7 separate regions of the Homo sapiens genome follow, and regions 2, 3, 4, 5, 6 and 7 are each linked to region 1. The links are chromatin contacts, found by Hi-C or POLR2A ChIA-PET in ENCODE. All regions are on one chromosome and are shown on one strand. Each heading gives the region's core, a stretch centred on a gene start or an enhancer-like site at or near the end of the contact. The rest is flanking DNA. Distances are from core to core; before and after follow the strand shown. Region 1 holds the start of SETDB2-PHF11 (SETDB2-PHF11 readthrough). Region 2 holds the start of RNASEH2B-AS1 (RNASEH2B antisense RNA 1). Region 3 holds the start of SUCLA2-AS1 (SUCLA2 antisense RNA 1). Region 4 holds the start of MED4 (mediator complex subunit 4). Region 5 holds the start of ITM2B (integral membrane protein 2B). Region 6 has its middle 67 kb from the start of DLEU1-AS1. Region 7 holds the start of RB1-DT (RB1 divergent transcript).

Evidence for each region. A loop is a pair of places that touch in the nucleus more often than their neighbours do. ChIA-PET counts read pairs that join two places held with the same protein, here RNA polymerase II (POLR2A). Pooled maps may share reads with other maps.
Region 2: a map of CD8-positive, alpha-beta T cell shows a loop between it and region 1 (21-fold over the local background). The contact joins the promoter of RNASEH2B-AS1 here to the promoter of SETDB2-PHF11 in region 1. A Hi-C loop is called at or near these places in 3 of 168 maps with a recorded cell type or tissue (CD8-positive, alpha-beta T cell and naive thymus-derived CD4-positive, alpha-beta T cell), 3 of 37 single-sample maps with no recorded cell type and 15 of 50 pooled maps. POLR2A ChIA-PET finds 5 or more read pairs at or near these places in 2 of 52 experiments (T-cell and WTC11).
Region 3: a loop to region 1 is called in a map of CD4-positive, alpha-beta T cell, with 8 times the contacts of the local background. The contact joins the promoter of SUCLA2-AS1 here to the promoter of SETDB2-PHF11 in region 1. A Hi-C loop is called at or near these places in 3 of 168 maps with a recorded cell type or tissue (CD14-positive monocyte, CD4-positive, alpha-beta T cell and CD8-positive, alpha-beta T cell) and 6 of 50 pooled maps.
Region 4: a loop to region 1 is called in a map of naive thymus-derived CD4-positive, alpha-beta T cell, with 16 times the contacts of the local background. The contact joins the promoter of MED4 here to the promoter of SETDB2-PHF11 in region 1. A Hi-C loop is called at or near these places in 3 of 168 maps with a recorded cell type or tissue (CD4-positive, alpha-beta memory T cell and naive thymus-derived CD4-positive, alpha-beta T cell) and 10 of 50 pooled maps.
Region 5: a loop to region 1 is called in a map of CD8-positive, alpha-beta T cell, with 5 times the contacts of the local background. The contact joins the promoter of ITM2B here to the promoter of SETDB2-PHF11 in region 1. A Hi-C loop is called at or near these places in 3 of 168 maps with a recorded cell type or tissue (CD8-positive, alpha-beta T cell and ascending aorta) and 17 of 50 pooled maps. POLR2A ChIA-PET finds 5 or more read pairs at or near these places in 1 of 52 experiments (activated CD8-positive, alpha-beta memory T cell).
Region 6: a loop to region 1 is called in a pooled map, with 7 times the contacts of the local background. The contact joins the enhancer-like site here to the promoter of SETDB2-PHF11 in region 1. A Hi-C loop is called at or near these places in 2 of 37 single-sample maps with no recorded cell type and 4 of 50 pooled maps.
Region 7: a map of CD8-positive, alpha-beta T cell shows a loop between it and region 1 (8-fold over the local background). The contact joins the promoter of RB1-DT here to the promoter of SETDB2-PHF11 in region 1. A Hi-C loop is called at or near these places in 2 of 168 maps with a recorded cell type or tissue (CD8-positive, alpha-beta T cell and naive thymus-derived CD4-positive, alpha-beta T cell) and 17 of 50 pooled maps. POLR2A ChIA-PET finds 5 or more read pairs at or near these places in 1 of 52 experiments (HepG2).

Annotation. Positions count from the first base shown.
Region 1 is chr13:49,442,459-49,445,978 of GRCh38, reverse strand. It overlaps SETDB2-PHF11 (SETDB2-PHF11 readthrough), which reads right to left and starts at 1,705. Exons shown (of 21, transcript NR_135324.2): 1 at 1,122-1,705. CAB39L (calcium binding protein 39 like) reads left to right here and starts at 1,915. Exons shown (of 11, transcript NM_001079670.3): 1 at 1,915-1,993. SETDB2 (SET domain bifurcated histone lysine methyltransferase 2) reads right to left here and starts at 1,705. Exons shown (of 14, transcript NM_001160308.3): 1 at 1,122-1,705. RefSeq lists enhancers at 552-1,325, 2,008-2,087, 1,326-2,098, 2,468-2,537 and silencers at 1,798-1,847, 1,519-1,999.
Region 2 is chr13:50,909,023-50,912,542 of GRCh38, reverse strand. It overlaps RNASEH2B-AS1 (RNASEH2B antisense RNA 1), which reads left to right and starts at 1,831. Exons shown (of 3, transcript NR_046552.1): 1 at 1,831-2,060. It overlaps RNASEH2B (ribonuclease H2 subunit B), which reads right to left and starts at 2,752. Exons shown (of 11, transcript NM_024570.4): 1 at 2,403-2,752. The coding sequence starts at 2,466. RefSeq lists silencers at 1,998-2,047, 2,258-2,497, 2,508-2,937.
Region 3 is chr13:47,999,570-48,003,089 of GRCh38, reverse strand. It overlaps SUCLA2-AS1 (SUCLA2 antisense RNA 1), which reads right to left and starts at 1,685. Exons shown (of 2, transcript NR_189308.1): 1 at 1,268-1,685; 2 at 399-655. SUCLA2 (succinate-CoA ligase ADP-forming subunit beta) reads left to right here and starts at 1,817. Exons shown (of 11, transcript NM_003850.3): 1 at 1,817-1,910. The coding sequence starts at 1,821. RefSeq lists enhancers at 277-1,476, 1,853-2,042, 2,063-2,112, 2,133-2,182 and a silencer at 1,623-1,732.
Region 4 is chr13:48,093,326-48,096,845 of GRCh38, reverse strand. It overlaps MED4 (mediator complex subunit 4), which reads left to right and starts at 1,742. Exons shown (of 7, transcript NM_014166.4): 1 at 1,742-1,892. The coding sequence starts at 1,768. RefSeq lists a silencer at 2,239-2,533.
Region 5 is chr13:48,231,339-48,234,858 of GRCh38, reverse strand. ITM2B (integral membrane protein 2B) reads right to left here and starts at 1,653. Exons shown (of 6, transcript NM_021999.5): 1 at 1,382-1,653. The coding sequence starts at 1,498. RefSeq lists an enhancer at 445-1,142 and silencers at 1,198-1,407, 1,418-1,777.
Region 6 is chr13:50,592,760-50,596,279 of GRCh38, reverse strand. No RefSeq gene overlaps it. Among named protein-coding and RNA genes, the nearest start is that of DLEU1-AS1, 67 kb to the right of the region's middle. RefSeq lists an enhancer at 1,304-1,503 and a silencer at 1,604-1,803. Within about 2 kb of position 1,724, at least 3 of the 41 ENCODE cell types and tissues checked have a DNase peak (open chromatin) inside an H3K27ac peak, as active enhancers do.
Region 7 is chr13:48,302,180-48,305,699 of GRCh38, reverse strand. It overlaps RB1-DT (RB1 divergent transcript), which reads left to right and starts at 1,998. Exons shown (of 3, transcript NR_046414.2): 1 at 1,998-2,409; 2 at 3,208-3,361. It overlaps RB1 (RB transcriptional corepressor 1), which reads right to left and starts at 1,949. Exons shown (of 27, transcript NM_000321.3): 1 at 1,651-1,949. The coding sequence starts at 1,787. RefSeq lists enhancers at 938-1,007, 1,248-1,297, 1,372-2,095, 2,096-2,821 and a silencer at 1,508-1,797.

The DNA.
Region 1 (3,520 bases), core at 456-2,955:
AGCCACCCACCGCGCACGGCCATAGATTTTTTTTTTTTTTTTGAGACGGAGTCTCGCTCTGTCACCAGTGCAGTGAGAAGGGTGCAGTGGCGTGATCTCGGCTCACTGCAGCCTCTGCCTCCCGGGTTCAAGCGATTCTCCTGCCTCAGCCTCCCGAGAAGCTGGGATTACAGGGGCCCGCCACCACACGCCCGGCTAATTTTTGTGTTTTTAGTGGAGACGGGGTTTCACCACGTTGGCCAGGCTGGTCTTGAACTCCTGACCTCAGGTGATCCGCCCGCCTCAGCCTCCCAAAGTGTGGGGATTACAGGTGTGAGCCACCGCGCCCGGCCCATAGCTTTGTTTTTAAGCAGCTCTCACCAGCGTTCACACCTGAAAATTTGAAAACTGAACGTGCACAAGTAAAACATGTTTCCTGGAGAAAATCTGCAAAATACAATAAAGCATAAAGGAGAAAATTTAAACACCATCCCATCATCCAGAGACAACTGGTGTTAATATTTCAGAGAGTAAATGGGCTTAAAAAACTTTTTTCCCCTTCTCACTTTTTCATTTTGGTAGAAAAATAATTAAGCCAGTCTGCTTTGCTTCAATGTATGGTTCCTTTTCGTTTCTAAAACAGGCTTTAAAAACACGTTTACCATTTCCTCTCGGCTCCTTACGTTTTAATTGTAACGACAGAACCACGGGTTAAGTCACGCTTAAGAACCACGGGTTAGTCACGCTTCTAACTACTTCACGTGTTCTTATTTAATCCCCCTAACAGTCATGTGGGTTAAATTAGCAGCTCGTTTGCTGATGAGGAAGCTAAGGAATGCCATACCGTAAGTGGCAGACACGAAATAAGGAACCAGGCAGCATGGTTTCAGAGCCTATGCTTTGGTTACTCCATTTGACCTCTTCAAATTTACTCCTCTCCTTGGCCTCATGTGTTAGTATTTACAGAGCTCACTGCAGGTTTCCACATGCCAAAGAGCACAGTTAATTACATATCTTTCCTTACTTAATTACTTATTGGGCTGTGGCTGATAGCGAGTCAGAAGTGTTACTATCTAATCTGAACTCCATGATCTTGGATGAATGACTGAACTTGCTGTATTTAAGGGCTCGTGTAATCTTACCTGTGAAATGGGCTAGTGGTTTAACCTTCAAGTTCTGCTTCTGGGTTTTATACTGCTGTCCATTTCCTGCCGCCCCTTTGACAACCTCAGGTTCCCAGCAGCTTAGGAATCACCTCTCATTAAGGCTGCACCCTGAGACAGACAGGCTGAAATGGAGGTTGGAAACTCAGTGCGCCCGCGGCCCCTTCTGCAGCCAGGACTGCACTTGGGTGCCAGGAGAAGGGAGGCTGCAAGGGCTGGGGTCCAGCCCCTGCTCGGGCGGCCGAGGGCTCCGCGGCGTTTTCAGCTCCTCCAACCTCCCGGCTAGAGGAACTGTCGGGGGCCAGCCACGGCGGTGCCTTGGTTTCACCTGGCTCCGCTGCGTTTTCTACGCCGCCCGCCTGACCTGAGGAGTGAGCTCCGCCAGCTCCGTTGGCAAGGCTGGGTTCCTCCGCGGGTGGGGCTCTCCTCCGACGCCAAGCCGCCCAAACCTCCCGAGCGCAGGTGCCCTCTGGCCGGGAAGTACTTCACCATTTACTAGCCTTCATCTCAACCACAACAGTCCCGCCCTGCCTCTACCGGGGATGAGGGAAGGCGTAACCTCCGCCGGGGACCAGGCCGACCTACCTAAACCGATCACTACATGGGAGGAGTCGGACGCCGGCCGTCCCACCACCCAGCCAGGAGCCCATTGATTGGTCGCACTCCCCACTGGTTCACGCCTCAGAGACTCGGCGCACTTACCGCTGGCACCGCAGTGGCGCCCGAGCGCGCCGCCTCCCGATTGACTGCTAGCGCTCTCGGCTTGTCTCGCGCACTGTAGCTGAGCCAATGGAGTTACTCGTAGTCGAGAGGCCGGCATCACTGGAGTGGTGGCGCAGCTGTTTCCTCCGGTAGGTGTGAGGCTGCCATCTTGTGTGTGGCTGGGACTGGGCTTCTTGGGGGTTGAAAACATACATAGCGCCTGGCCGTAGTGGAGGGGTCCGGAGAGAACAATGGGGTAAAGGAGAGGCCTAAGGGAGGAGACCCAGCGCCTTCCTACTTGCGGAAAGGATGGGTTTCCTGGGCCTGAGTCTCATCCCTGGCTAGAGAGAGCGAGGAATGGTGGTGGTGGTGGTGGTGATGGTTGTGGTGGTGGTAATAGTAGGGATCCCAGGTTTTGGTTTGTTGATCATTGTGGGGGCTGGGCGGGGCCTTTGATGCCTTAACATTGGTTCCTGGGAGCTCTTTTAGTAATTTTTGTCTCGCAAAGATTCTGACCATCAACCCCCTTTGACAAAGGAGGCTAGCTGATGAACTGCCTGATTGAGAAAGGAGCAAAGCTAGTAGTGGAAGGGGAGTGCCTCTCTACTATCCTCAGGTTCAGAAGAGACCTCCTCTTCCGTCCTTTTCGAGGGAGCGGCTGCTAAACAGTTTGCTCTTCGCGGGGGTTACTTTACTAAGGCCATCCTTTGGTAATAGTGGGCGTCAAGTTCTGCGTTTGGGCAAAATTGTACATTAGCGGGCAGCCAAGCATTCCTGCAGCTGTCTTTTTTTTTTCTTTATTTTAAGCTAGAAAGTGGTGGTCTTGCAGAAACGGGGCGTGAAGGAAGAATTTTGTCAAATCTTGATTTCCCCGATAACGATATGTTGAAGATTATAAATCTCTGGGTCTGCCATGACATGCTTGGTCACTTCATGGAGCAGGAGGAGGCTTTGTTAGGGAAAGCACCTTAATTTCTGAGCTCTTTTTGGGGTAGGAGGAAGAAGACAGGACTTAACCTTGTTTCCCTCCTCCTTTTTTTTTTTTTTTTTTAGCATTGTTGTGGATGGCATTGCATTGTCTTTCATTTGAGGGGAAAATGTATTGGATCTGAAGACCAAGCTGATGAAAGGCTAATATTTTGTGGTAGATTTTAGCAGTTTGACTTGCATGAAAAGAAAGCCGATGTATTATTGCCTTCAGCTTAGATTTCAGTTATTCAAGATTAACTGATGAACAACCTAATCAACAATACATGATAAAGACATCTCGCATCAGGAATACCAAAAAACAAAACAAACAGCAAAATAATTGATGTTTTTTTTTTTTTTTTTTTTTTTTTTTTTTTTGAGATGGAGTCTCTTGTCGCCTATGCTGGAGTGCAATGGTGCAATCTCGGCTCACTGCAACTCTGCCTCCGTGGTTCAAGCGATTCTCCTGCCTCAGCCTCCTGAGTAGCTGGGACTACAGACACCGGCCATCACGCCCAGCTAATTTTTGTATTTTTAGTAGAGATGGGGTTTCACCATGTTGGCCAGGCTGGTCTTGAACTCCTGACTTTAGATGATCTGCCCGCCTCCACCTCCCAAAGTGCTGGGATTACAGGTGTGAGCCACGGCACCTGGCCTGAGAATCATTTTTCTTAATTACTTGATTCCATGCTTGTATCTTCCACTTG
Region 2 (3,520 bases), core at 582-3,081, 1.5 Mb before region 1:
CTTACATGCACTTCCTTGACCATATAAATTCTGGCCCACCACAAAGAGGGCCAAACATGAGGCTTGTCATTCTTATATCCCAATCTAGTTCCCAAAGTCTTTACTGCAGTGGTTCCTGGGGTGGGGGCAGTGGTTTCCGGACCAGCAGCATCAGTATCTCTTGGGAACTTGTTACCAATGCACATTCTCTGGCCCCAGCCCAGGACCTACTGAACCAGCACCTCTGGGAACTGAGGCCCAGCTCCCCAGGTAAATGATGCCCTCAAGTTTGAGAACTAGTGTTGCACTGCAGTCGCTGTCAAACCTTGTTGTACCCTCAGAGCCTGCAGGTGGCGCTAAAGGCCAGAAGGAAGAATTGCAGGAGCTGGTAGCTCAAGTTTTTAACTGTTAAGAGTTCCTGCCCCCCTGACCACACAGCTCTTTCTAGCAGTTCCAACAGCTGCTCAGCCTCCCCCAATGCCTTAAAAGGTCACAGTAGATCTCAGCTCTGAACAGAAACTCAACTGAAACTCTTCCCACAACCCAGCAGTAGATATATTAAAACCTACAATTTTCAGGGATACAATCAATATTTAATTCTTTTGAGGGTTTTGTGTTTAATACAAGGACACAAACACACGTATAAAATGACGATGTCAATACTGATTAAACAGAACAACAAAATAAGAAGCTCAAATTATCATCAGCTATTGTGTATATCTGAAATAACAATAATGCACTTGATTCTGAAAGAATGATTAGAGTTCCTACTCTGAAAATCTAATTGTCTTGATGTGACGAAGTGAGAAGAAAGGATGATTTTTCTAATGAAAAGCATGTATACGGGTAGCCCTTTGCGAGATTCTGTCAAAACCCTGAATTTTGCATTAGCTGTTTTACCACCCAAACGTTTTTACCGAGGATGTGCAGCAATGGGAACTCTCATACACTGCTTGTGGGAATATAAATCAGTATAACCACTTTGGAAAACCATTTAACATTGTCAACTACAGCTCTACACACAAGTACTAGAACCAGCCATTCCACTCCAGGGTATACACCCTAGAGATATGAGTGCCCATGTCTACCAAAAGCCGCCTAAAGGAATGCTCTGAGAAGTGTAACTTGTAATAGTTGCAAACTGGAAACAACCCAAATGTCCATCCACAGTAGAGATACATAGTATGGATACTCATACAATTAAACAGAAGCAGCAATGAAAAAACTAACCAACCAACCAAACAACTGCTACAACATGAATGAATTTCACAACAAGGATGAATCTTTCAGAGTGAAAGAAGCCAGACACAAAGGGTACACTCTTATTCAAACAGGCAAAACTAATCTCTGGTGACAGAGGTCAGCATAGAGGTTCCTGGGGCTATCTAGGAACAGGCATGAGGCGTTATTGGAAACAGTCTACATCTTGAACTGGGGGATGGTTACTAGGGTGGTGTATACGTATGAAAAGTTCAGTGAGTTGCATACTTAAAATCCGTACACTTTATGTATGTTTTATTTTTAGAGGCAAAAAATATTATTGACAGCCTGTCATGTAAACATTTTCAATAACCATCATAAAACTCTAAATTCCTGGGAAAGAATATTGTTATCAGAGTATATTTACTGCCACAAACACTGCATTTGCTGAGCTAAAGTCAAAACTTAATACAGGGAACAGGAGATGTTCCTTTTTTCCAATGTTACATATATAAAAAGACCAAACCTTTCTGGCTTGCACTCCCTAGGCCAAATTCCTTTAACTGTGTCATTTAATCGGTCCTTCCTTGTGTGGCACTGGCTGTCCACTGTCCCAAGCCCTCGCATGTCCTGGATGGCCGGTCATCATCCACACGGGGGCTGAAAGGCCCGGCTCCAGCACTCCTGTGGTCATCATCCTGCTGAATCGCTTTGAACTACCCTTGGCCTAACCGCGACTCCCATCCCGCTTCCCTCCTGCCTCGCCACTGCAGGCCTGTCCCTTTGCTTTCTTAAAACTGCGCACCGTCTGAGGCCACTTCGAGCCTACTGGATCCCTGGTTCCAACCCAGTAGGATCACAGAAGCAGGGCCAGCTGCCAGGTAGGGGACACCAAGGGCAGAAACCTCCGGGGCCCGCAGCGCACCGGTGACCGCGAACCCGCGTGGCTCCCCTCAGGCTGAGTCGGCTTCCACCCTCCCACCCGAGCCACCGGGGATCAGGGCCCGGGAAACACGCTCGGTCCTTTTCGGCGCTTCCGGGTTTGAAAACCGCGGCTTGCTATGACGTGTGACCAAAATGCGGGGCCAGCTGTCCCAGAGAGAATCCCATCCCGCGCCGGGCCGGGTAGTGGGAGCCACCGGGGTGGGGGGCGGCGCGCCCGGGGTCGCGGGCCGCTCCGCCAGTTCTTGGGCCGACCCCGCCGCCCGGGCGCGCGTGTTTACCTGAAACCAGGAACACGTGCTGCCGGGCGCCAACCCCGTCCCCGCAGTCCACGCCAGCGGCCATGCCGCCCGCCTCTTCCGGGGCGCCGCAGGCTCAGCGCCGCGGGCCTCAGTCTCCCAGCCCCGCCGAAAATGGCGGGAGAAGGGTCTGTTCCGGGTGGCGCGGCGCGCTGAGGGACCGGCAGCGCCCGGGAGGAGGCCCAGGGACCGAATTTCGTTTCGTTTCCGAGACCAGCCTGCTGCTCGTGTTACGTTTTTAAATTTAGCGCCAGGCGAGGGGCTCTGAATGCCGGCCGGTGGCCGCAGGCAACGGGAAGGGGCCGCGGCCTCTCCCTCGCGGCTCCGCTAGTGGTAGGTGCTCATCGCGCGCCGCAGGGCGCCGAGTGACGCGGAGCGGGGCGGGGTCGCCGGGGCCCCGCGCTCTGTGGCTGCACCCAGCGGCCCTCCATGGTCTAGCCAGCGGGCTAGGATTGGGTCTGCGGGGTGTGTGCCCGGACAACGGGTGACGCCCGCCACACCCCCGGGGCCGGGGGACTCACCTGGAGCTAGTCCGTGTTAAGGACAATAGCAGTCACATCGGAATCCGAATGCAACTCTTAGCCATGGTCCTCAATTATTTGTGAATATATATTGGTCATCAGTTGCATTCTGTGTTGCTATTGATGTGAGAATATGTGTGCATTGTGAGCTACAAGGGATGTCCTCAATTTGGACTCCGTCCTCATCACTAAAAGAGGTGCACAGTTTTGGGCTCAGAATATGAATTTGTTGTTTTGGAGAACGCTGTATACTGAGTTAAAAACTTAGACATTTATTTAAAAAGTGATGTTTAAAAAGTTAGAGCCATGAAATTTGGGGATTTAAACTTTTAAAAATAACATTTTAATTGAAAAGTGTTGTTTGGTACATGGTTTTTAAGAAGAAAGTACATATTCCTTTCATACTTTAGAGAAAAGCACGGGCCAGGCGCAGTGGCTCAGGCCTGTAATCCCAGCACTTTGGGAGGCCGAGGCGGGCGGATCGCCTGAGGTCAGGAGCTGGAGACCAGCCTGACCAACAAGGTGAAACTCCGTCTCTACTGAAAATACAAAAATTAGCTGGGTGTGGTGGTGCACATC
Region 3 (3,520 bases), core at 436-2,935, 1.4 Mb after region 1:
CTATGGATTTTTCCATCAATATTCATGAGAAGTGTTGGTATTTTTTTCTTTTTGTACGGTCTTTTGCTGGCTTTGGTAGTGGGGTGATTCTAACTTCATACAGTACATTGGCAACTGTTCCTTCCTCTTCTATCTTCTGGAAGAGGCTGTATGGAATTGGTGTTAATTCTTGTGTAAACATTTTATAGAATTCATCAGTGAAAGCTTTTGGGCCTGGAGATCTCAGGTTTTTTTTTTTTTTAGTTTAAAAATTACAATTACAATTTTCTCTAGTTAGAGGACTATTTAAATTACCTTTTCATATTAGGTTATTTGTAGTAATTTGTGCCTTCTGAAGAATTCGCTCATCTTGTCAAAGTTGTCAAATTTATGTTATGTGGTGTTATTTATGGCATTCCTTTTTGGTGTCTGAAGGTTCTGTAATTATATTCCCTGGTATGTTCCTCACATTGGTAATTTGTGTCTTCTCTTTTTCTTTTTTCTTTGCAGTCTTGCTGGAGGTTTGTTAAATTTATTTATCTTTTCAAAAACCAGATCCTTGGCTGGGTGTGGTTGCCCACACCTGTCATCCCAGCACTTTGGGAGACTGAGGCAGGAGGATCGCTTGAACCCACGAGTTGGAGACCAGCCTGGGCAACATAGAGAGATTCTGTCCCTAAAAAAATAAAATAAAAAAATCAACCAAGCCTGGTGACACACATCTGTGGTCCCAAACTACTCCAGAGGCTGAGGTGGGAGGATCCCTTGAGCATGGGAGGTTGAGGCTGCAGTGAGCTGTGATCGCGTCACTGCACTCCAGCCTGGGTGACAGACCAAGACCCTGTCAATCAGTCAATCAATCAATCAATAGCTTCCCTGGAGACTCCAGCCTGCCACCAGCTTTGGTAACTAGTGGCCGACTGTCAGGCCTCTGAGCCCAAGCCTGCACGTGTACATCCAGATGGCCTGAAGCAAGTGAAGAATCACAAAAGAAGGGAAATTGGCCGGTTCCTGCCTTAACTGATGACATTCCACCATTGTGATTTGTTCCTGCCCCACCTTAACTGAGTGATTAACCTTGTGAAATTCCTTCTCCTGGCTCAGAACCTCCCCCACTGAGCACCTTGTGACCCCCGCCCCTGCCCGTAAGAGAAAAACCCCCTTTGTAATTTTCCGCTACCCATCCAAATCCTATAAAACAGCCCCACCCCTATCTCCCTTTGCTGACTCTCTTTTCGGACTCAGCCCGCCTGCACCCAGTTAAAATAAACAGCCTTATTGCTCACACCCTGTTTGGCGGTGTCTTCACACGGATGCGCGTGACACCGATCTCTTTGAGCATCAGAAGCGCATGACACCGACCATCTTCTCTTTGAGCATCACAAGCGCGTTACACCGACCATCTTCTCTTTGAGCATCACAAATGGTTTTATTCATTGCTGTAGGCCAAGGGCTCAAGGCTGTTTAGCACGAAGTAGACACTGGGTAATCATTTCTTGAATGAAACACATTTTACAGATGAGGCAACTGAGGCTGAGAGAAGTTAAGATCACCCAAGTGGCGGCGCTGGTCACCTTTACATTGCAATTCACTAGGAAGTGTTCAGGTTGCTCTGACCGCAGGGCAGATATTGGGGCTGCGGTGCCCAGTTCCAAAGGTCAAAGCTTGCTCCGCGCCCGCCAGGGAGCTGGTCTAGCGGCTGCAGTGTTAACCCGAGGCCCCGCCCCCAACGGGTGGCGCGAGGCGGGGCGTAGGTGAGCGCTGCAGAGAGGCTGCGCCTTGGGCCGCCTGTCGCCTGTGCGCCTGCGCGCGGCGCCGAGGGGACGGGGTCCGACTCAGAAATGGCGGCCTCCATGTTCTACGGCAGGCTAGTGGCCGTGGCCACCCTTCGGAACCACCGGCCTCGGACGGCCCAGCGGGCTGCTGCTCAGGTAATGCCTTCCAGTCCGCTGTCGTCTCGAGGGTCGGCAGGAGAAAGGGTGAGGTGTGAGGGGTCCCGTGGCCCGGCTCGGGGTCACTTCGCCGGCAGTGACATTTTCTGGGTGCCCTGCAAGGCCCTCGGGCGACTTGCCTGGGAGTGCTGCTCGCCAGGACTACGAGCGAGCCCATGTTTGCGCGGCTCTGACCCAGCCCTTAGTCCGCGAGGATCCCCGGCGGCCCGGCCGTGGCTGCTCCTGCAGTTTCTAAGAGATGGGCGGGAGCAGGTGGGCTCTGAGTGGAGGTGAGGGGGTCAGGACATTTTCTGCTGCCATTCCGGCGTCTGGCACGGTGGGCTGAGACTTGCGCCGCCCCTTTTTGGGCAGGGGGGAATGCCCTTCAAAAGTACTTTTGTGTTTCTTGGGAGCTGTCATAGGTGGGAATGTCAGAGGACCAGCGGTGCTTACTGACTTGCCTTTTGTGGGGCAAGGTAGGGAAGTTTCCCCTCTCCTCCAAGTAGTTGTATACTGTTCTACTTGTTAATAGCAGTAATAAGATTATGTTTTCTACCTAACCAGTTGGAGAGGTAAGAAAATAATCTTTTGTATAGCCTTATTTCTGGATAGGCTATAGCATAATAGTTACTGGCCTTGTTTTGAATATTTGATGTGTGCCAGGTAATGTGCTAAGCGCTTTACGTGTAGTTTCTCAGGTTTTTCAGCAACTGTGAGGAAGTCATTCAACACCTGCATCATTGTTGAACATATTATGGTTAAGAGAACAAGTAATTTGGACTAGGTCATATAGGAGGTAAGATCAAAGCTGAGATTTAATCCCAGAGGTGTCTGGTTCTAAAGCCGTGTACTTGAGTTGGCTCCACAACTTCGAAAACAAACATCTTCCTTCCAACTTTGACAACAAAAAACTGTGGAAGGGCATTATTGGTGTCCTAAGTCAATTCCAGAGTTTTGGGTTTTTTTCTGAAGTAACTCTTCATACATGTCATAGTATGAATTGATTTAGGGCCCTCCCGCCCCTACCTTTTTTTTTTTTTTTCATTTTTATTGAAGTTGTTCATACTTTCAGCCTAGGGGTAGTGAGTTCTGTGAGTTTGCTTCCCGATAGAAGTGACTTTTTGACCTTGAACTTCCTTCTTATGAATCTTAGAAGAGTGCTATTTAGTTTTTAGAAAATGGGGAATTTAGTGACAAATACGTTTTCATTCTAGTCAAAATCTTTATCTTTTTGGAAGTTCATTTAAAAGCCTTCATTTCTCCTTATGGAAATTTCCAATATTATTTTCTTTATAACAGTTGCTGTCTTCTACCCTGGTATTAAGAAATGCAGCTCTAGAGTTTGGAAGGACCTTAGTCCAACCCTTTGCTTTTGTAGATGAGGACATAGAAGTACGGAGTCTTAAGAAACTCGTTCAAGGTCACACATTTAATTTAGCAATTTGTTTTCCACATTTTTTTTTTTTTTTCCTTGAGACGGAGTCTTGCTCTGTCGCCCAGGCTGGAGTGCAGTGGCGCGATCTTGGCTCACTGCAAGCTCCGCCTCCCGGGTTCATGCCATTCTCCTGCCTCAGCCTCCCTAGTAGCTGGGACTGCAGGCGCCTGCCACC
Region 4 (3,520 bases), core at 493-2,992, 1.3 Mb after region 1:
AGGGTTAGCCAACAGCAGATGCAGGGAACGGTCAGAAAACAAAAGGTGACAAGGATCTCTTGCACTGTCTAGAGGAAAAGGTACCCTGACCTATGAACACAAATAATCCAATCTCTTGAACACAAATATCCCTACACTGTGGAGACACAAAGCCTCATGATTGTGTCATTAATTTTTAATCTATCCTTGTTTGTTCTGATCCAAGTTTAACAAGCAACATCCTGTGATAATATGGCTTCTCATATAGTTTTGTCTATGGGAAAAAGATATGTTTGGCACTATTACTTTTCATCGTAAGTGAGTAAATCAGCATTCTAGATTACGCAGCAGTTGCTATGAGTGAATTTATTTAACATGAATTTCTAAAAGACTTGTCAACTCTGGGTGCCCAGGAGTCAGGTTTAGCACCTCCAAAAAGACAGAGTAGAGGATGAGACCCTGAAATGAAAGGACTACAGGTACTACTACCTCATGGGAGTGAGGCAGTCCCAGACCATCTTTTATAATAGCAATATGGAATCCTCATTCCCAATAGGCTTGTAACTTTGCTTTTTTCTGGTAGAGAGTGATCCCTACTACATTGTTATCCCTAGGAAAAGTAGGCTAAGACGTATTTTTGCCTTTGACAACCAGTTCTGGTTTGGAATGTGTGGTACATCAATGACTTAAACTATGTTAATTAACTACTACTTATGTACTGTATTGGTTCCTTCAGTTCAATAATTAACCTGAGTAATGAGCAAAACATTTTGTTGGAAGATGTATGGCTATAAAGATGGATTATAGCAATGTGGAAGTAACCTAACTGTCCATCGTCAGATGAATGGATGAACAAAAGGTGCCATATGCATACAATGGAATATTAGTCTTAAAAAGGAAAGATATTCCAGCACATGCTACATCATGGATGAACCTGGAGGACATAATGCTGAGTGACATAAGCCAGACACAAAAAGACAAATACTGTATGATTCTGCTTATATGAGGTACCTAGAGTAGCCAAACTTACAGCAATGGAAAGTAGAATGGTGGTTGCCAGGGCCTGGAGAAGGGAGGGATAAGGAGTTAGCATTTAGTGAGTACAGAGTTTGTTTTACAAGATAAAAGGTTTTGGAGATGGATAGTTGCTCAACAGTATGAATGTATTTAATGCCACTGAACTATCCACTTAAAAATGGTTAAGGTGGGCCGGGTGCGGTGGCTCACGCCTGTAATTCCACCACTTTGGGAGGCTGAGGCAGGCGGATCACGAGGTCAGGAGATTGAGACCATCCTGGCTAACAAGGTGAAACCCCGTCTCTACTAAAAATACAAAAAATTAGCCGGGCGTGGTGGCGGTCGCCTGTAGTCCCAGCTACTCGGGAGGCTGAGGCAGGAAAAATGGCGTGAACCCAGGAGGCGGAACTTGCAGTGAGCCAAGACATCCGCGGCGATGCACTCCAGTCTGGGCAACAGAGCGAGACTCGTCTCAAAAAAAAAAAAAGAAAGAAAGAAAGAAAAAAAACCATTAGGCCCAGGAGAATCAGACTGCGTTGCCCCCACTGTTCTCAGTTCAGCTGTCGCTCCCAGGGTTTGGACCAGAAAGCCCTCGCCGGCCCAACAGATGGCGCCGGTGTCCGCAGTGCGCCTCCAGGCCCAAAGGGGGCGCTCTCGCCAGGCCTCTTTTTCCTCTCCTGGGTGACTCTTCCGCCTTCCGAGCCCGCCTTCTCGCCACGCACCTGCGTCAGCTCGCTCTGCGCGTGCGCCGGTGGCGGGACTCTGGGGAAAATGGCTGCGTCTTCGAGTGGTGAGAAGGAGAAGGAGCGGCTGGGAGGCGGTTTGGGAGTGGCGGGTGGTAACAGCACACGAGAGCGGCTGCTGTCTGCGCTTGAGGACTTGGAGGTCCTGTCTAGGTAATGCGGCGAGCCTGAGAGCCGGGCTGGAGCTGGGCCGGGGGACTGACCCCGGAGCCGGCCGGCCCTGCGTTTGTGCTCGTTCTCGGGGTTCGGCGGGGAGGGCCAGCTCGGGAGTTTCGGGTGCATGAGGGTCATGGACGTGGGGTCCGCAGCCCTCTGGCACTCTGGGCGGCGGTTTTTCCCGTTAGAGGGAATTTTAGTAATGATAAGAACTCGCGCGGTCTGAGCCTCTTCGTCCGCGGCCAGCCACTTAACATTTATGGAACGCTCCTTGGGGGCTCAGCATTGGGGAGACGGTAGTGAAGGGTAGACTGGATGCCAGCTGTCGAGAGAGAGACAGATGTGTAAACTGGCTTGGGGCCTGTTTTTATTAGAGGGCTGCGCTGCGGGGTACTGGAGCACAGGGACTAGGCACCTTTTTTGGTTGTAGTCAGGGCAGGCCCTCTGAAGAAAGTGCTGCTTGGGAAGCATGAGCTCGCCAAACTCACTAGGCAGCACAGATAGATGGAACAGCAAGTGCAAAAAGCCTGGCTTGGTGGAGTTGCAAGTTGTTTAGGATGGTTGTGTGTCAGAGATAGGAGATGAAATTAGATGTCGTTCTTCATATTCTGTCACCTTTCATGATAAGTCTTTCAAGTTGAAGCCTTCCTTGACTCCCTCCCATTGACTTGGATGGTAAATTATCTTGGTTCTACCTCCTAAAGTGTCGCTCCAATTTGCCCTCTCGTTCCAACCCCGCTGTTCATAACTCCTTCTTAAATGTAGCCTCCCAAACAGTTTTAATTGCCTCATGCTTCTGCACTTTATCCTTTTATATTGGCCGATACCAGTTTTAAAAGGCATCTTATATCACTTTTCTGCAGAAAAATTATATAAAAGCTACCTCATTGGTAGGTTTGCGTTGTCCAGTGAGGTAAAGTTCAAATTCTTTAGTCAGACTTCCACATCTTCAGTGCCATTCCCAGTCTACTCCCGATTTGGTGAATGATTCATATATCCTTCAGAATCCAGCTCAAATGTCACTTTTTCTATAGCCAACATTCTTTGACAGCTTTAGAATAAATCTTACCTGTTGTATTTTAAAATATACGTGATATAATCAGCACTTTATTTTTGGTGTAAATTTAGTCCTTGCCATCGTATTGCTACCAAGTTACCAGGTCAGCACAATATTTAATGATGGAAGAAAACCCGAAAACACCTAGACAGCAGAAATTAAATGGCTTATGTGTTTGATCCACTGTTTAAAATAAACTGTATTAGGGCCGGGTGTGGTGGCTCACGCCTATAATCCGAGCACTTTGGGAGGCCAAGGCGGGCGGATCATTGGAACTTCTTCACAGAATGAAGCTGCTCTGGTGGTGTGACTGGCTTCCAGAAAGGTCTCATGTGTTCACTCAGAGGTAGTTATGTGTACTGATTCTGTGATCTGTGAAGTTTGTCAGTCTCTGAATGTAATTTGTGTCTGGCTTGCATTTATGAAAATGAGAAGAAAAATCACGAATATACCTTACATATTTTTAGATTTAGCCTCTTTAAAAATAGTGGATTTATAACTTAGGATCTTTTTTTTTCTATTAACCTGATTATATAGCCTTTCGGGATATTTATTAGTTTATAAAATG
Region 5 (3,520 bases), core at 404-2,903, 1.2 Mb after region 1:
AGACCAAGATTGTTTGCAATGGCTTCAGGAAAACAATACCAATACGAAAACCAAAACCTTTAATCCTTTTAGGGAATCAGTTCACTGTTCCTATTTCAAGGCAAGGCAAGTCATTTAGAAATCAACCTCTGACGTGTCTGTTTTTATCAGAACATTTCCAGAAAGTAAGATTACCATTATATTCTGAAGATAGATTATATTCAGAATATAATAAATTATAATATGATGTCTAGATTACCATTATATTGTGAATTTTTTACAGTATATTAGTGGCCTGTTTTTCAGCAATAATTTTCATTCGTCCATATAAAAACTCCCATTATTCATACGTGGCACACCAATTTTTTTAAGTTAAAACTAAATTTACCCTACTGATAATAGGTCTTGAAAAATGCTAACAACAACAAAAAATAAGATAAGCAACATAACTTTACAGTTAATTTCTAATTTTTGCAGCCTAAAAAGGGTCTGGGTAAGAGGCTGTGGGCTTTTTTAACTTATGAGACAATTACACTCATATTTAAGTAAATATGATCGTAACCTACTAAAAGTCAACACAGTAACAGCCCCACTTCATGAATTTTCCTAGGATTAAAGGGAGATTTTGTAAAATAAAGGAGAATTTTATTAGGGACCCGGGGGCAAATTTCTCATGTTTAGTTTCACGCAGCAGGAGTCCTCACAAAGACGCTGATACAATTTAAATGCCAACAATTGGTTTTTCACTAACATCCACATAGTCATTACTGGCCTTTACTAGTAATGGTAAGAGACAGCCCAAACCTACTTCGGGCGGACTGTCCCTTCGTCCCCTCTCCAGGTGAAGTTCACCTGCCACTACCGAAGGGCCGTGGAAAAAGGAGGTAAAGAAACGCTTTTAAAATTAAGACGCTTACAGTTGCTGGACTTAGTCCAAGTGCTGTTCAAGCCTAGAAACGAAAGTGGGAAACAACAGAGGTTTAGGCTTGTAATGATGTCAGCCATTTTAGGTACATTATTTATACTGGGAAGGAAGTGCCAAACTCGGTTGTTGTTGTTGTGCCTGTCGCTGCCGGTCCCCAGATCGAACAAGCCAAGTCCTGGCTGCACGCACGCTCCCCGGACTGCACAAACGACCGGGAATTCGGCACAATTAGCCAATCGTTCCCTCTCCAGGCCTCCCAAGCCCCCGACCCCGCGTCAGGCACCGCTTCCAGCACACGCACTTCCTTACAAAGGAGCTGCGGACCCACAGGAAACGGGAGCGCCGGGCTCTCTCGGGGACTTGTCCCCGCGGCGCGAGCCCCGCGCCCGCCACCTCGGGGCGCACTGCCGCTGCAGTCCGCGCAGCCCTCCCCGGCCGGGCCCAGCACCCGCTTCCTCGACCTCCCCGGGCTCGGACCTTGCAGTCCACCGCGACGGCGTCGGGGGGGATGATGAGCGCCTCCTCGCCGCTCTTGGGCTCGTCCTTCTTGGCCTCCTTCTGGGCCAGAGCGGAGTTGAACGTCACCTTCACCATGGCGCGGCCTGGGGCGCCCTCGAAGGGCGGCGGCGGGCTCGGGGCGCGGGCTGCGGGCTCCCGGCTGCGATTGCAGCCTCTACGGCCGGGCTCCGGGAGCGGCTCCGGGCGGCTGAAGAGGTTCGGGAAGCTCCGCGGCGGCAGAGGCGGCTACTGCGGTAGGGATCTCGCAGCCTCCCAGCTCCCGCGCGAGGGCGGAGACTGCTCGCACATCCCCTGGGAGGCGGGGCGGGGGCGGGGGCGGGGCCAGCGGCCGGGGGTGGGGTGCTGCGCGGGACCCTGCCCTCGCCCCGCAGCTGGGCGCCGGATCCCGGCGCGCCTCGGAGAGGGATGGGTGTCCCTCTGGGCCGCCTGGAATTTCCAGTTCTGAATTCGCTCCCAACCAGGTTACCTCCAGGCCGAGTGCTGCAGGTTTGTAGCGAAATCGAGTGAACTTTCCTGAGTTCGCCGGGTACAAGGGACTAACCTTTGGCAGCACCAGACCGCCGCTTCCCTGTACCCTGTCCCCACCGCGAGCCTAAAGGCCATGGAATTTTTGTGCATCCACATCTTCATTTTCTCACTTATTAGGTAACCGACTCAGTGGAGCACAAACATGTTTAAAGCTCTCTGTCCTTGAGATCTGACTTTATCTTTCACGGACCTCACCCAAGGGCGTTTACCTGGCTCAGACCTGCCTGGTCTTCCTTCCCTCTCTCAGGAGGTCAGGGCCTGTTCTGCCTAGTCCCAGACCAATGTGGAGGAAGCTCTTGGCAGATTTGTATTTCAAACATCTCACACTCGTAAAACGAAATGTTCCACTCTTGTGCGTACTTGGAAAAAAACCACATGCACACTTGGCTGATTTGTGACTCAAAGTACTCGATGACGAGTCCCTTTATTTTTCTGCAAAATGAAAAAATAATTAAGGATAACGCAAAATTCTCATGTTTTGAAGACGTTTCATTTACAACTAATGCGAGGTAGAATACTGGCTCCCGTCGTTACTGCGTTCATTACTGTGTCAACAGACGGCCCCCTTGGACAAATGTGTTATCTTGTATCCTTCCACCCCATTCTGTCCTGGTTCATCCAGAGTTGTGGGTGTGCTCTAGAATGTTACAGCTGTGTCAGCTCTGCCTTGGGCCAACCCTGAAAAAAGTGGGTTCAGTCTGAGATCTTTGGGGATTTGGCCCTGCTCAAGGAGGGAGTTGGGTATTTCCATAGAATGTCAGATCATAAGTCCCAGGGAAACAGCCCAAGATCTCCAAATCCTTCTGTTCATGTATTTCAGAAGCATCCTGGGCTGAGATAGAAACCCAGGCCAGACTTTGAGTTTGCTTTGGGTATTCAGAAATTCCTGTCAAAATGAAATCTGCTCAACCAAGAGGAGGATGAGTTAGGTTCCAGTTCTGGTGAGTTTTAACAGTAGCTAACCATACTTGCAGCAACTTATTTAAACTCCTGGGTCGCCCTTGTGCAGGCATCGGCTCTGTGAGGTTGACTCTATGGACTGGACTTTCATAGTATCTAATGTTATCTAATTCCTCAAAGTCAACGACTGCTTCCAGCTCCCTAGTTTAATAGGTTCCCTGAGACATTACAGTTGAAGACTAAGTATTTCTGGAAGCAAGATCTGGAGGATTATAAATAATTATATGTACATCCTTCCTACTTCGTTCTGTGTTAAAATAAGATGGTAGAAAAATACTCAAGGCATTTTGCAGTAGATGATAGAGAAGAATCTGGCTGTCATTATACTCCGGGGGGAAAAAAGGAATTACAGAAGAAAATAAAACAAAATTCTTCGTGAACAACACTACTGAACAGACTAGGAAGCTGAGGCAAAGGATGAACAAATGAGGTTGACAAAACTAGAAATCCTCCCCGCCCCAGGATTTCTATTTTGAAAGACTCATGAATAAAAGACCATTCATTATTTTGTGTACTTGCAGTGAGCAACAGTTTAAAATCAGTTGGCAACCGGTCTGGGAATAATCTCCTGGTTTTTTTTCTCCATTTTATCTCATGTGTCTACAGAAC
Region 6 (3,520 bases), core at 475-2,974, 1.2 Mb before region 1:
CATCGCTTTGACAGAGGGGAGCCCCTCAAGTGCATCTTTGGAGGGGACAAGACACTGCTTGATATCCTGAAACATAAAGAGGCAGCATGCATCACTCAGCCACATAGCCCACATGTCACTTCTATCAGTGAAGCCTTTCAGTTTCCACCCTTGTGCTCCTGGCAAATGTGATGGCCCCGATGGCTCTTTGCTCAGTGTGATGGCCCCAGGCACCCTTTGCTCATCTTATGTTCACTTAAGTGGCTGACTGTCCCACGAGTAGAAGCCGGGAGCAGGAGCCACAGTATCTCAGTGATCTTTGTGTCCTCCACCTCTTACCTAGAACATAAGAGGTCCTCGGTAAGTTTATCAAATGACTCCCTGAACAAATGCACATTAGGGAATGTAAATCTTCTTTTCAGATACTGCTCTTGTCTCATCCACCAGTTGCCTTTAAGCAAGTCATTGGTTTTCAATTTGTGTGTGTGTGTGTGAACAAAAAGCTTCTTCACACCAAGTCTTACTTGGAAGACCCTGGCCCCCCAATATATAACATGATAATAGTGAAGTTCATCTTGTTCACATAAAATGGGGAGGCCGTGGGAGCCTCAGTACCACCCACTTGCCATCCCCTCAGCTAAAATCCTCCACATATATAAGTTCTTTTACTTTTCTCTGACTCAAGCCAAATCTTTCTCCCCTCGTGGCAGCTTCTCTCTGATCATCCCAGCCACGGGGGCCCTGCCCGTTTCTGAACTCCTAGGAGTCCTACTGTGTACTCTTGTAACATATACAGAGTTTGTACCAATGAACACTCACATTCACTAAGTCTTGCTGAAGGCCAAGTCCAGTGACATGCACTTTACATACTTATCTCATTTAATCCTCAGGGCAATCCTAGGAGGTATATACTCTCACTATCTCCACTTTACTCATGAGAAAATAGAGGCTCAGAGAGGTTAAGCAATTTGCCAGGGTCATATAGCTATGAACTAGCAGCACTAGGATTTAAACCCCGAGCTAACCCATTTACTGTTTCTACTTTTGATGTGCCATTATTTGATCTTTTCAAGTATATTGTGAACTGAATTGTAGAAACTGCATCTCTACTTCTTTCTCTTGTTGCCCGATTTTTAATACAATGCCTTTAGCAAGAGTATAATTAATAATTTCAGATTAACAAATTCCCCAAAGTATATTGTATCTTTCCTCACTTCTGCCTCCTCTAACATCTGTCTGGCTAGAGGCTGTCAGCTGCTGCATTGGCTATGGTCTCACTTTCTTTCTTCCCCGAAGAAAATTGTCTTTCTGAAGCCTGCAAAGGAAGTCTCCACTGCTGAAAATATTAAGCACTTTCTCCAAAGGCTGGAAGCTAAGCAGGAGTTTCACAGGAGGGAAAAAACAACAGTGACCCCCTCAAATGGAGAGGGGAGGCTCAAGACAGGAAATCGAAGGTAAGGTCAGAGCAGCTCCAGGGAGCAGGGAGATGGACTGAAAGTGAGACTATTTAGATTTTTACCATTTGGGACTCTCCCTGCAGTTTAACTTGACTACATTTTAAAAACAGCCAAGTAGTGAAAGCCCTGCTCTCTGTGAACTCTGGCCTCTCTGCCTGTTTGGGATGTCAGAGAAAGGCTGCACTTTGTGTGAGGCAGCCCCAAGGGGCCACCCGGTGGCCTAGGTGGGGTGATTGATTGGGAGAAGTCCCAGGGGCACCGCCTTCCCGCCACTGCCTTGCACCTGCACTGCGGATAAACAGAGGCTGTGGTCTGCAGGCCCCCCCCCACCCGCCCCCGCCTGACCTACCCCCAGCCTTCGCCTCCTCTGGGCCTCACCCCATGGGGCCCTCTTACTTGAAAATTAACCACAGGCTTAAAGTGAAAAGAGAAGAGGCCTACACTGGCCCAAAGCATAGGCAAGTGAAATAGACAGCAAATAGAGCCACAATAATGCAGGCACCTCTGCACTCGAATAATGCAGGCACCTCTGCACTCGAATCTTAGAATCTGTTCCCTCTCATGAAACTCAATTCCAGTTTTTTTGGCCTTTACTACGGTATATGTCACAAGATTGCCAAAATGTCAGATGGTTAACCACCTTTCATTCTGATTGCTGATTTGAAAAGTTTAAAGTTAATTGGGGATTTCAACAGAAGTCTTCTTTATCTTAAAGTATTTGAAACATTTATCTTTTCTTTGGAAATATAATAAATAGTCTTCAATACCAATATATTTACAACATACTTAATAACTAATCAAATTTTCTCTTTAATGACCTTTGCACTATGCACATGAGCAATGTCTTTAAAAACAAAACACACGCACAGGCATGCACACCCACAGAGCAAAACATGCTTTGAAAAAGGAAAGCAAGAGACAGGGAATAGACATGGTTAGGTGACTGTGCACACGGTTGTGCTTTCTGACTGAGACAAAAAACAAAATTGTTTTTAAGATATATATATTCTATTATTGTACTATGCACTAATGAAAGTTGCTATTGTTATAGATAGATACAAAAACTTAACACAAAACCCTTAGTAAGTGCTGAATTTAAAATGTTCAATGTTGCCTATCAATTTCCTGAGTCTCCTAAGACCTAAATCATATGGATAGCTTTTTGCCCTGCATCCTTTACTTCTTTCTCTTTCTTTAGAAAAATCAGAATAGATTATGCCACATATGGAGTTAAAAAAACACATAGTCTGAAGGAAAGTTGTCTGCAGAGAGAGAAAACAAATAAATAAATAAGTCTACAAATAAACCCAACAGCAAAAGCCACCACAAGTAAGTTGAAAGCAAGTCAACTAGAAAAAAATTGCAGATTGTATCACAAGGGATTCATTTCCTTTATACATAAAGAACTCTGACAAATCACTAAAAAAAACTTCAACAATCCAATGTAAAAAATGAGCAAAATAAATAAACGAACAGCTCACAGAAAATGAACTGAATGTAGCCATTTAAAGTATGAAAAGATGCTTACTCCTCTCAAATGGAAAGACTGAAAAAGAAGAATGTTGGGGGAATAAGCTTATGAGGGGTGAGAAGATATAAAACCTTTACAGAGGATAATTTAGCCAAATATGTCAAAATTGCAAATGCATTTACTCTTTGACCTAGAAATCCCAATTCTAGAAATTAATCCTATGTATGTTATTTTACAGGTGTGAAGTGACATACAACATTATTTACTACCACACTGTAATAGCAAAAAGTACTTTTAGAAATCCAAATGCCAGTCAACAAGGGTCTAGTTAAATGAATTACAGTTCAGCTCCACAATTTTTTATTTGAAACCCTGGGTTTTGATGTGGTTTGCATGTCAGAATGTTTTGAAATTTAGAAAGCTCATATGGGGCATTGAACCTTATATATCAGTCCTTGTATCAGTCTAAGTCACGTTTTGCCACCAAATGAGTTTGCTATTTGGTTCACAGAGGTTTGTTTTGTTTTGTTTTTAATTTTAGGAATTACAGACAGGAGATTGTAGGCATGCACATCCATACTACAGAATACCATACAGCTATAAATAAATGAAA
Region 7 (3,520 bases), core at 749-3,248, 1.1 Mb after region 1:
ATAATCAAGAACAGACTGTATCTTGTATGGTTTTGACTTATAAGAGAATTTTTTATAGTTCCATTACTTAAAATATATAAAATGAGTTAAAAAATGAAAGAAACAGTCCTCTTTTTTCCAAGCAGTGGCCACAACGTCAATATTCCTGGTTACCCTACATTAGAGTATGCTTCCAAAGCTGTGTGCATAACATGGAATTCTTTAGAGTAGCCATTACTGCATTTTCCCAAGGGAAATTTGCAAGAATTGGATACATCAGAATTTAATCAGAAACTAAAGCCATGTCTTTTCCCAGAACATGCCCCAGACGTGGTTTTTAATTTTTTGTTGTTGTTATTTTGGTTTTTTAACGAATATGGTTTTTAACTGACCTATAAGACAGTCCATTTAAATATATAAATTTTTAATAGCCTTCCAGGGGCCATTTCCTAAATCCCACTTCAATCTTTTCTGCCGTGAATTGTTAGTGTATACCGAGTGGAAAGAAATGGGTGAGGGTGAAAGGATTTGGTGATAGACAAGAATGGGAGAGAAAATAGTGAAAAACAGAAACAAGTCCCATTCCCTCTGCAATGAACTTGTCTCAAAGTAGAACCAGTGCTGACAATAATGACAATTACACTCTTTCAATCATAGCTATTTAACCATAAAGTAGAAAAATCAAGAAAAGTAAGATGTTGTAATACAATAAATACTTCCCTTCAAGATCTAGTGCATTCGTATGGACTTGCTTAAATTTAGATTCCACTTAATAAGGGAAAACGAAAATTTCCATTTGCGCACAGAACCACTAATTTTGTGCCAAAAACAAAGGCAAAAAGAGGGGACACCAAGATCCTTGCTGGTTCAAAGTCAAAAGGCAAAATGGAAGAAATAATGAGACAAGCCGAAGCCGACTAACACGCAAGAAGAGTTCATCAAACAGGAAAAAAAAAAGTTTAGAAACTTTCAAGCACTTCTGGTAAATGTCTCATGAAAGTTTTGCCCATGTTTCAGTTCCTCTAAAGAGTTACGCTCCATCAATCACTACAGATGGCTTTGAGTCCCCAAGGCCTCGATGCATTATTGTTCTAAGGAAACGCCGCAAAGCTCCTGAGCCGAGTATCCTGTGGGCAATGGACACTCAGGACCCTGCGCTTCTTGTCCAAGGCTTTCTGGTCGGCCTCTCCCACAAATGGACTTCAGATGCAGTGCACGCCCGGAAGAAAATACTTCCCAACTGTTGCATCGCGTGAACCAAAACAGAAAGTCAGACGACCACCGGAGTACTCCAATTCTCCGGTGAAAAACTCTCCCACAGACACCATTTTTGTATTTTTATTTTTCATTTTTTGCGTCTGATGGACGCTCGCAACGACCCTCTGCCTCCGAGCCTCACAAGAGGGAACTGCACCTGTCACTTCGCTCAGGACCCTAGCCCCACCCGCCCGACACCTGTCAAGTTGAAGCCGAGACCCCTCGCCCAAGAACCCAGAATCCTGTCACCATTCTGCAGACGCTCCGCCGTGGCGGGGGGCAGGGAGGGCGCCTCCTCCCGCCGGGACCCGGCCCCTGGCGAGGACGGATCCCCGCCGAGCCGCCTTGGCGCCCGCCCTACGCACACCCGGGGCGCCCTTCCCGCGTGAGGCGACGGCGGCTCTGCTCGCTCACCTGACGAGAGGCAGGTCCTCCGGGCCGCTGTCCTGCTCTGGGTCCTCCTCAGGAGGGGGCGGCGGCGGCGGTGCCGGGGGTTCCGCGGCGGCAGCGGCGGCGGTGGCGGCCGTTTTTCGGGGGGTTTTGGGCGGCATGACGCCTTTCCGCGGCGGGAGCCAGCGAGCTGTGGAGGAGCGCCGGGGAGGACGACGCGCGCGCACGTCGGGGCACGCCCCGTCCTCTCCCGACTCCCGTTACAAAAATAATTTCAACGTCCCCTGAGAAAAACCGGACGCGCCCTCCCCCGCCCGGCAACTGAGCGCCGCGTCCAACCGCGGGAAAACGTCACTTCCGCCCGCGGCGTCACGTCCGCGAGGCTCCCGGGCCCGCCGGCGTCTGTGGGGAACTGGGGCGCTGGTCGGTGCGCGGGCTGGGACGCTAAGTCATGAGGAATTAAACTGGGAAACCTGGCGTGGGTCCAGGCGCCTTCCAGGAGGCATCCGGCGCGGCCCGGACGTGCTTCTACCCAGAACCACCCCCTCCAGGCCGGGGTGCACTTAACGGGGCTATACAAAGAGTCTGGTGGGTGACTGTGGGCCTCATCCCTATCCCGGGGTCTGATAGGGAAGACTCTCGGGCCCCGCAGGGAATATCTGGCTAGTGCACCCTCGGCGGGAGCGCCACTCTCCCTCCTTGGGCGGCGCCCCCCACCTCTCATCCCGCCCAATCCGTTTTGCAAAGTCGGCCAAAACAAAAACAAACTTGGAGCGCTGATAGGTGCGGAACTTTACCAGTCACTTAGAAGATAGAAAATGTTAGACACTTGCTGGCCTTTTGGGATCACTGGTTAGGGAAAGGAAGGGAGGGAGCTGTGGGGAATGAACGGATAGTAGTGTAATAAAGGATTGTAGTGGTGTAAGAACGGGAAGCACCGTGGAAACGTCTGAGGAAGATTTTCAGGGGAGCAGTAGCTGCTGAATAGAAGTCTGTCAGGCAGGCCTGACATTTACTATGTACCAGGAACTGTGCTGGCCACCTTACATAATTGTCTTATTTAATCCCCAGAAACAGCCTTTTTTTTCTTTTTCTTTCTTTCTTTTCTTTTTTTTTTTTTTTTTTTACTTTAAGTTCCGGGATACAAGTGCAGAACGTGTAGGTTTGTTACATAGGCATACGTATGCCATGGAGGTTTGCTGCACCTATCAACCCGTCATCTAGGTTTTAAGCCTTGCATGCATTAGCTAAGAAACAACGCTTTCCAATGGGTAGTATTAGCTAGTCTACGTTGCAGATGAGGAAACAGGCTCAGAGGAGTTAATTTGTCCAATACCAGGGCCGATGGGTAGCAGAGAATTTGAACTCAATTCTATTTGATTCCACTTGTCCATTATATTATGTTTGATGAAGAAAACAGTGACAGAGAAGGAGCATGTGCAAAGGCACAAAGACATCAGAAAAGAGCTTGCTGGGACTACCACCATCAAACATTGGCTTAAAGCTGTTATCACTTCTGTGTCTCGGTATTTGTACCAATAGATTATCTAGTTTGAATACATTTTTTTTTCTCTTTGGCAGACACTGTTATTGCCCATCTGAACTCGTCAACTGAGAAGGAAAGAGATGGTTTATGCTGTGAATAAAATACAGTTGTGCTGTGATGTAAATCCCCTCATCCTGGAGCAGCTGAGCAAGGTCTAAGGCAGGAAGAACCTTCAAGCAGGTCATGGCTGTAAGCCTCCTGAGTTTATCCCAGCAAGTTGTATAAGGGATTATCTTTTTATCTGCATATTATGACATATGTGAGGATGTGTAAAGGTTTGGCAAGCACTGGCCTACTCAACAGCCAGTCCTACCTAACTTCAGAAATCTTTCTTGTGGGCAAATGTCA